Regions from separate parts of the Homo sapiens genome. Here region 1 is linked to region 2. A link is an interaction called in ENCODE POLR2A ChIA-PET data of the cell type or tissue named here. Cell type or tissue: PC-9. All regions are shown on one strand. Each heading gives the region's core, and the rest is flanking DNA. Links, peaks and the distances in the headings are about the cores only. Region 1 overlaps STX10 (syntaxin 10). Region 2 holds the start of GCDH (glutaryl-CoA dehydrogenase).

What was found. Peaks named below come from ENCODE experiments on the same cell type or tissue, not always from the same donor. Only the 100,000 strongest peaks of a DNase experiment are listed, where the experiment ranks them.
Region 1: POLR2A ChIA-PET joins it to region 2 with 11 read pairs; 8 of 35 experiments call an interaction of 5 or more read pairs at or near these places.

The regions. Positions count from the first base shown.
Region 1 is chr19:13,143,623-13,149,447 of GRCh38, forward strand. STX10 (syntaxin 10) reads right to left here. Exons shown (of 8, transcript NM_003765.3): 4 at 5,407-5,469; 5 at 1,666-1,773; 6 at 1,142-1,248; 7 at 955-1,049; 8 at 436-864. The coding sequence ends at 788. Among named protein-coding and RNA genes, the nearest start is that of STX10, 3.8 kb to the right of the region's middle. In PC-9, for the core only: no CTCF peak of the experiment used is centred there; a DNase peak (open chromatin) is centred at 3,819; H3K4me3 peaks cover 323 bases.
Region 2 is chr19:12,888,149-12,892,071 of GRCh38, forward strand. It overlaps GCDH (glutaryl-CoA dehydrogenase), which reads left to right and starts at 3,012. Exons shown (of 12, transcript NM_000159.4): 1 at 3,012-3,054; 2 at 3,123-3,247; 3 at 3,339-3,374; 4 at 3,683-3,826. The coding sequence starts at 3,157. RefSeq lists a promoter at 1-5, cis regulatory regions at 743-1,243, 2,543-3,230, enhancers at 2,345-2,414, 2,519-3,156, 3,157-3,794 and a silencer at 2,562-2,820. In PC-9, for the core only: no CTCF peak of the experiment used is centred there; a DNase peak (open chromatin) is centred at 2,863; H3K4me3 peaks cover 1,760 bases.

The DNA.
Region 1 (5,825 bases), core at 2,850-5,349, 260 kb after region 2:
CCATTAAAAAAAAGACTCGCATGGGTGCGGTGGCTCCTGCCTGTAATCCCAGCACTTTGGGAGGCTGAGGCAGGCAAATCACTTGAGGTCAGGAGTTTGAGACCAACCTGGCCAACATGAGGAATCCCATCTGTACTAAAAATACAAAAATTAGCTGGGTGTGGTGACACACACCTGTAATCCAAGCTACTTGGGAGGCTGAGGCAGAATTGCTGGAAACCAGGAGGTGGAGGTTGCAGTGAGCAGAGATTGCACCACTGTACTCCAGCCTGGGTGACAAGAGTGAAACTCTGTCTCAAAAAAAAAAAAAGAAATCCGGAACACGCACATGTGCACACACACACTGGAGCACTTGTGCAAGCAGTGGCTTAGAATGGGAGTCCCAATCAGGGCTCGGTCACGCATTTGCAGTCAACACACACCACACGACACAAATACGTATAAAAAAGGCTGACATTTTATTTCCAGGTTGGCACGTGTATAAGGCACAGGGGCAAATGGCTTTGGGGTCCTGGAACTGGAAATGGAGACAGGTGTGTCTCAGGTGTCCCTGCCTCCACCACCCCCTAAGTGCACTTGAGACAGGACCAGTGGTGGTGGTTCCAGCCCAGGGTCCTGAAGGGTCCCACTGGCTCTAGGGGAGAGCCATGGGGACAGCTCCCCAGGCGGGACCCTCTACTCTCCAGCTACCCAGGAGGGACCCTCTCCTCCTAGGGGGCGAGGCCAGCTCCAAAGTGCTTGGTGGCTCCCCAGGCTTAAGGGACCAGCCTGCCAGGGAGGGCTGGGGTCAGAGAGAGAATAGTAAGATGAGAACGAGGAGAAGCACCCCCACTAGCACGGCGATGGCACACCACTGTCGGCGGTCTGGGAACGAGAAGGTCAGGGGTCACGGGGAGAGGGTACCACCTACAACCTGCCCCCACCAGGACTGACCCCTCCCCTGAGGGGACTCACCACTCGTCATGTGGGATACTTTGGCCAACTTCCTGAGGACCCCGTCCATGCGGGACTGGGTGTGGTCCATCTCTTGGGCGAAGGCATCCAGCATGCTGCCAAGAACAGGATGGCATCAGCCCCAGATGGCCCAGACACACCAGGGTGGCCGAGAGCCCCTGGCCCACCCCCAGGGTCCTGGCCTCACATGCCCTGCTCGTCCAGCTCTTCTCCAACGCGGCCGGACATGTGCTTCAGAACCTGGATGCTCCCAGACACCATCTCCAGCTGTTGATCCTGTTCATCCATGATCAGCTGCAGAGCGAAGGGGTGGGAGATGCTGTTGAAAACGACCCCAGAAGGCCAGGCGCTATGGCTTATGACTGTAATCCCAGCACTCTGGGAGGCCGAGACAGGCGGATCACTTGAGGCCAGGAGTTCGAGACCAGCCTGGCCAACATGGTGAAACCCCATCTCTACTAAAAATATAAAAATTGGCCAGGCATTGTGGTGGGCGCCTGTAATCCCAGCTACTAGGGAGGCTGAGGCAGGAGAATCACTGGAACCTGGGAGGCGGAGGTTGCAGTGAGCTGAGATCGCGCCACTGCACTCCAGCCTGGGCGACAAAGCGAAACTCCATATCAACAACAACAACAACAAAAAGGGACCCCAGACCTCAGATCAGTCTGCAAGGCTCTCCCCTCCCAAGATCCACCCCGCTGGCCCCAAAACCTGCTGTGTGGCCTGCTGCTCCTCGATGTAGCGAGATGTGGCCGAGACTGCGCTGGCATCCAGCAGGTCGCTGGGTGACTTCTGGGCAGCTGGCTTGCCTGCGAGTATCTGCAGGGGCACACAACATAGGCTCAGGGAGAGACCCCAACTCACAGCGGGGCCTGTGGGGCAAATCCCCACGGTGGTAAGTCAGGGGGGCAGACTCTGGGGCAGGACAGCCTGCATTCCCCACTCACCACTTACTAGCAAGGTGACCCAGAGACCCCATCATTTGGCTTCCTTGTGCCTCAGTTTCCTCATCTGTAAAATGCAGAGAGCAGGATGGGGCATGGTAGCTCATGCTTGTAATCCCAGCACTCTGGGAGGTGGAGGTGGGCAGATAACTTGAGGTCAGGAGCTCGAGACCAGCCTGGCCAACATGGTGAAACCCCATCTCTACTAAAAATACAAAAATTGGGCCGGGCACAGTGGCTCACACCTGTAATCCCAGCACTTTGGGAGGCCGAGGTAGATGGATCACGAGGTCAAGAGTTTGAGAGCAGCCTGGCCAACATGGTGAAATCCCGTCTCTACTAAAAATACAAAAATTAGCCAGGCTTGGTGGCGGGTGCCTGTAATCCCAGCTACTAGGGAGGCTGAGGCAGGTCAGAATCACTTGAACCTGGGAGGCTGAGGTTGCAGTGAGCCGAGATCACACCACTGCACTCCAGCCTGGGTGACAGGTTAAGACCTTCTCTCAAAAAAAAAAAAAAAAAAAAAAATTACCGGGTGTGGCAGTGCATGCCTGTAATCCCAGCTACTTGTGAGGCTAAGGCAGCAGAATCGCTTGAACCTGGGGGGCGGTGGTTGCAGTGAGCTGAGATCGCACCACTGCATTTCCAGCCTGGGTGTCAGAGTGACCTTGCCTCAAAAAAAAAAAAAATAAAATAAAATGGGAAGAGCTAGAATCCGTGTTTCCTGGGTTGAAATGAGGATTTAAAGAATTAATTGATGGGGGACACTTACAGCAGTGCCCAACACATAGTAATGCTAGTAAATGTCACATTTTACTATTTGTTTATTTTTGGGGGGATTTTAGCTGGGATTACAGGCACCTGCCACCACATCCAGCTAATTTTTGTATTTTTACTAGTGATAGGGTTTCCCCATGTTGGCCAGGCTGGTCTCGAACTCCTGACCTCAAGTGATCCACCTGCCTCAGCCTCCCAAAGTGCTGGGATTACAGGCGTGAGCTACCATGCCTGGCCCAACAGATGTTTGTTTGTTTGTCTGAGACAGAGTCTTGCTCTGTCACCTAGGCTGGAGTGCAGTGGTGTGATCTCGCCTCACTGCAACCTCCACCTCCCGGGTTCAAGCAATTCTCCTGCCTCAGCTTCCCAAGTATCTGAGATTACAGGTGATCACCACCACGCCTGGCTAATTTTTGTATTTTTTGTAGAGACAGGGTTTCATCATGTTGGCCAGGCTGGTCTCGAACGCCTGACCTCAGGTGATCCACTTGCCTGGGCCTCCCAAAGTGCTGAGATTTTAGGTGTGAGCCACCGTGCCCGGCTCCAACAGATGTATTTTAGAGTTTGGACTTGAATTCCCCCAAGGCAGCACATCTGGAAGGCACGTGGGCACTGCTATGGGATGACAAACTGGGAGGAGCCTCAGTCCCCCACCCTCCCCGACCCCACGTACGCTTATGAGGGAGAGAGAAAGGCTGGTGGTTCTCAACATATGAAAAATATCAACAGAGAACACCAAGAGAAAAAGTGGACTGACAGAGGTGGTTGGGAGAAACACAGAAACACACACACACACACACACACACACACACACACGGCAGGCACATTACAGAGGAAACTAGCAGATATTAGGATATGAGGGGGGAAAATGCAGATACACTCAGAGGCCAAGTGCACGCACCCAAATAGGTTAGGTGCATGCACAGATGAAAAGGCGGGGGCGGATCACCTGAGGTAGGGAGTTTGAGACCAGCCTGGCCAACATGGGGAAACCCTGTCTCTACTAAAAACACAAAAATTAGCTGGGCATGGTGGCACACTCCTGTTGTCCCAGCTACCCAGGAGGCTGAGGCAGGAGAATTGCTTGAACCCGGAAGGTGGAGGTTTCAGTGAGTCAAGATTGCACCACTGCACCCCAGCCTGGGCAACATGCCAAGACTCCATCTCAAAAAAAAAAAAGGAAGCTGGCCGGGCGCGGTGGCTCACGCCTGTAATCTCAGCATTTTGGGAGGCTGAAGCTAGTGGATCACAAGGTCAGGAGATCAAGACCATCCTGGCCAACATGATGAAACTCCGTCTCTACTAAAAATACAAAAATTGGCCGGGCGTGGTGGCTCACACCTGTAATCCCAGCACTTTGGGAGGCCGAGGCAGGTGGATCACGAGGTCAAGAGTTCAAGACCAGCCTGGCCAAGATGTTGAAGCCCCGTCTCTACTAGAAATACAAAATTTAGCCACGCATGGTGGTGGGTGCCTGTAATCCCAGCTACTCGGGAGGCTGAGACAGAATTGCTTGAACCCGGGAGGCGGAGGCTGCAGTGAGCCGAGATCACGTCACTGCACTCCAGCCTGGGCGACAGAGCAACACTCCGTCTCAAAAAAAAAAAAAAAAAAAAAAATTAGCCGGGTGTGGTGGCATGTGCCTGTATTACAGCTACTCAGGAGGCTGAGGCTGGAGAATCGTTGAGCCCAGGAGGCGGAGGTTGCAGTGAGCCGAGACTGCGCCACTGCACTCCAGCCTGGCAACAGAGTGAGACTGCATCTCAAAAAAAAAAAAAAAAAAAAAAAAAAGGAAGTTATGTGCGATGGCTCACGCCTGTAATCCCAGCACTTTGGAAGGCTGAGGCAGGCAGATCAGTTGATGTGAGGGGTTTGAGACCAGACTGACCAACATGACAAAACCCTATTAAAAATACAAAAATTAGGCCAGGCGCAGTGGCTCATGCCTGTAATTCCAGCACTTTGGGAGGCTGAGGCAGGTGGATCACCTGAGGTTGGGAGTTCAAGATCAGCCTGACCAACATGGAGAAACCCCGTCTCTACTAAAAATACAAAATTAGCCAGGCATGGTGGCGTATGCCTATAATCCCAGCTACTCGGGAGGCTGAGGCAGGAGAATTGTTTGAACCCAGGAGGCGGAGATTGCGGTGAGCCGAGATTGCACCATTGCACTCCAGCCTGGGCAACAAGAGTGAAACTCCATCTCAAAAAAAAAAAAAAAAAAATACAGAAGTTACCCTGGCATGGTGACGAGCACCTGTAATCCCAGCTACTTGGGAGGCTGAGGCAGGAGAATCGCTTGAACCCAGGAGGCAGAGGTTGCAGTGAGCTGAGATCAAGCCACTGCACTCCAGCCTGGGCAACAGAACAAGACTCTGTCTCAAAGAAAAAAAAAAGAGTAAAAGGCAGGCATGCGTCCTGGAAACAGGTGCACACAGGACAAATGGCATGGAAGCAGAAAGGAGATAGGTACACAGGCCCCCAGCCCTCTCCTGCAACAGGAAACCAGTATAGACCCAGAGGACACAGTAGAGAGGAACCCACGGACATATACACATAGAGAGGTTCAGGTGCACACACCGAGAAAGTGCAGGCAGGTAGACAGCAAGAAGATAACTGCCCACAGAGAGGACGGGCACTGTCGCAAAAGGGACAGGTGAACACGCACAGAGGGATCTGGCTTGGTTACCCCCAGGGGCTCAGGTGGGCAGGGTGGGTCAGGAAGGCTTACCTCTCTGTTATTCCTCTCCAAAAATGCTACGGCTGTTGGGCTGACCATATGGTCCTTCATTTCCTGGAGGTAAGGACAGCATTAGGGAGGAAAGACACTCAGGCTGGGCGCGGTGGCTCACGCCTGTAATCCTAGCACTTTGAGAGACCAAGCCGGGTGGATCACCTGAGGTCAGGAGTTCGAGACCAGCCTGATCAACATGGTGAAACCCCGTCTCTACTAAAAACACAAAACTTAGCCGGGTATCGTGGCAGGCACCTGTAGTCCCAGCTACTCAGGAGACTGAGACACAAGAATCGCTTGAGCCTGGGAGGCGGAGGTTGCAGTGAGCCGAGATTGCAACACTGTACTCCAGCCTGGGCGACAGAGCGAGGCTCTGTCTCAAAAAAAAAAAAAAAAAAGAAAGAAAGAAAGAAAAA
Region 2 (3,923 bases), core at 1,424-3,923:
AAGACTGAGGCAGGAGGATCACTTGACACCAGGATTTCAAGACCAGCCTGGGCAACATAAAACCTATCTCTCCAACAAAAAGCTGTGAGTGGTGGTGCATGCCCATAGTCCCAGCTACTCAGGAGGCTGAGGTGGGAGGATTGCCTGAGCCCAGGAGGTCGGGACTGCACTGAACTATAATCACACCACTGCAGTCCAGCCTGGGGCACAGAAAGCAAGACTCTGTCGCTGGAAAAAAAAAAAAGTTGGGTGGCCATCTTTATTCCTGGCAGATCAACCTGGGTGACACAAACAAAAACAAGGCCAGGTGCGGTGGTTCACACCTGTAACCCCAGCACTTTGGGAAGCCAAGGTGGGGAGATCACTTGAGGTCAGGAGTTCGAGACCAGACTGGCCAACAGGATGAAGCCCTCTCTCTGCTAAAAATACAAAAATTAGCTGGGCATTGTGGCACATGCTTGTAATCCCAGCTATTTGGGAGGCTGAGCTGGAGAACTGGTTGAAACTTGGAGGCATGGGGCCAGGCGCAGTAGCTCACGCTAGTAATCCCAGCACTTTGGGAGGCCGAGGCAGGCAGATCACCTGAGGCCAGGAGTTCGAGACAAACCTGGCCAACACAGTGAAACCCTGTCTACTAAAAATATAAAAATAGGCCGGGGATGGTGGCATACACCTCTAATCCCAGGTACCCGGGAGGCTGAGGCACAAGAATCACTTGAGCCTGGGAGGCAGAGGTTGCAGTGAGCCAAGATCATGCCACTGCACTCCAGCCTGGGCTACAGAGTGAGATTCTGTCTCTAAAAAACAAAAACAAAACAGGCTTGGAGCAGTGAGTAGTGGCTCATGCCTGCAGTCCCAGCACTTTGGGAGGCCAAGGTAGGAGGAATGCTCGAGCCCAGGAGTTCAAGACCAGCTTGGGCAACATAGCGAGATCCCATCTCTAAAAACAAAAACAAAAACACAGTTACTCACAGGACCATGCAATTACATAATGACATGAGTTCCTGTTCCCTCAGTCACACTGATCATATAATCCGTGCACATATAATTGTGTGTCTGTCTATGTATATGGACTATGCACAGACATACAATTCCCAGGCACTAAAACACAACCCTATGCTATATTGGTTACACAATGTCATAGCCAAACAATCTCTAAAACACAGAATTCATAATCCACAGGCAGGCACACAGTTATACAATCCTACTGACACAATTTAGCCGTAATTGAGCAGACACACATGGGGAGTCAGATACATTGTCACAGAACTTTTTTTTTTTAGATAGTGTCTCTCTCTGTCACCCAGGCTGGAGTGCAGTGGCATGATTTTGGCTCACTGCAACCTCCACCTCCTAGGCTCAAGTGATTCCTCTGCCTCAGCCTCCCAAGTAGCTGGGATTACAGGTGCCTGCTACCACGCCACGCTAATTTTTTTTTTTTTTTTTTTTTTGAGACAGAGTTTCACTCTTGTTGCCCAGGCTGGAGTGCAATGGCATGATCTCAGCTCACTGCAACCTCTGCCTCCTGGGTTCAAGTGATTCTCCTGCCTCAGCCTCCCGAGTTGCTGGGATTACAGGCACCCACAAGCAGGCCTGGCTAATTTTTGTATTTTTAGTAGAGATGGGGTTTCCCCATGTTGGCCAGGCTGGTCCTGACCTCAGGTGACCCACCCTCCTTGGCCTCCCAAAGTGCTGGGATGACAGGCATGAGCCGCCCCAGCCAGTCAAAACCTACACTTTATACAGTCACACCACCGGTCACTTTTACAATATGTAAAGTAATTATTTAGTCACAGTTGCATAGCTACCAGTGCCCAACCGTAGGGGATGCACCCAGTTAAACACAGACAAACGCAAGGACATGGCATCACAGGTCCTGAGAATCAAGACACACACATTTCTCAACAGATACACAATCAGAATGGGTGCACCACAAATGCACTACACAAAAAGACAAAACAGGCGGGGCGCGGTGGCTCACGCCTGTAATCCCAGCACTTTGGGAGGCCGAGGTGGGTGGATCACTTGAGGTCAGGAGTTTGAGGCCAGCCTGGCCAACATGGTGAAACCCGTCTCTATTAAATATAAGAAAAAAGGCCAGGCATGGTGGCTCACACCTGTAATCCCAGCTACTCAGGAGGCTGAGGCAGGAGAATTGCTTGAATCCAGTAGGCAGAGGTTGCAGTGAGCCAAGATTGCGCTACTGCACTCCAGCCTGGGCAACAGAGTGAGAATCCGTCTCAAAAAAAAAAAAAAAAAAAAAAAATTAGCCAGGCATGATGGCATGCTTCAGTGGTCCCAGCTACTTGGAGGCTGAGGTGGGAGGATCGCCCAGGAGGTGGAAGCTGCAGTGAGCTATGATCGCGCCACTGCACTCCAGCCTGAGCGACAGAACGAGACCCTGTCTAAAAAGAAAAAACAAAAACAAAACAAAACAACCACATAGACTCACAGAATCACACAAGTTCACACACACACACACATACACAGACACAGACACACACACACACACACACACACACACACAGAGTCACAAGTATCTACATGTGCTTCCTGGGACAGACTGGCAGAAAGGTTTGCTAAGATCGCCCACTTGGAGCTCGTCTTCCCCACAACCAGCACCCAATTAGAGAACTCGAGTCTGGCCTCCTGGGTTCAGGAGGACGCCTAGTGCTCGCGCCAGAATTTCTTTGTTTAATTCTTGACTCCCTCCGCACACACCCCCTGCAACTGACCAACCAGGAGTGGGCCGAGCCCTTTCCTACGGCCAATAAGAGGAGAAACCCAGCTGGCCAATCGGTTTCCCGCACTCGTCTTCCGCCCCTACCCCGTCCGCTTCTTAAAGGGGCTAGCCTATCTCTGTCTGGGCCCCCCGATTTCCACAGGCAAGGCTACCTTAGCCCTTTTAAAAGGCAGAGCTGCGGAGGGGGCCGGATTCTAGGAGGAACCAATGAAAAGCCTCACTCGGCCTCCGCTCCTCCCACTTCTTGCTGAGGTCAAAGGCCTGCGTCAGTTGCACTGTAGCCTCGGCAGTGAACCGGGAGGTACTACCAGGTAAGGAAGGTGCGGTAGCCCCAGCCGTGGGTGAGAGGAGCTCCGCTCTGACACCCCCGCTCCTGTAGGTCGCCGTCGTTGCTCCGCTCGCTCTGAGAGAGCATGGCCCTGAGAGGCGTCTCCGTGCGGCTGCTGAGCCGCGGACCCGGCCTGCACGTCCTTCGCACGTGGGTCTCGTCGGCGGCGCAGACCGGTCAGTGTGGGGTCGGGAGTGTGGAGGGAAGGAGGGAGGAACTGGGGGTTTAGGGACTTTCCGGGGTGACTTTCCCGTTCTGTGCTTGCAGAGAAAGGCGGGAGAACACAGAGCCAACTGGCTAAGTGTAAGGACCTCTGGTCGCACCGTGTGTCTGCTGCCCCTGTTCAGCTGTCTGTCTGCCGCAGGTGGACTCTGTCCCAGAATCCGAGAGCTGCCCGAGCGGGGTGGCAGGGTCGTGGCCAGGGTCAGAGGCACTAAGGCAGTGAGTGCGCTGTGCCTGCGGGGCCGGAGAAAAGTCACCTGATCAGTCTCGCTTGCAGCTCGCACTAGCCGGGGGGCGACATGGGTGTTGGGGGGTAGGGCTGATGAGGGTCCGAGAAGGGAGGGCACAGTGATCTTGCGGACTGGACCGAGGCGAATTCCCCTTCCCAGCCTCGCGTCCCGAGTTTGACTGGCAGGACCCGCTGGTGCTGGAGGAGCAGCTGACCACAGATGAGATCCTCATCAGGGACACCTTCCGCACCTACTGCCAGGAGAGACTCATGCCTCGCATCCTGTTGGCCAATCGCAACGAAGGTGGGCGGGCTGGTGGGTGCCCTGAGACTGCTCCTCCGCCTGGAGCCATAGCCACCCCACCTCAAGGCCCCTCTGTCCTTGGGGCTGGGGCTTCCTG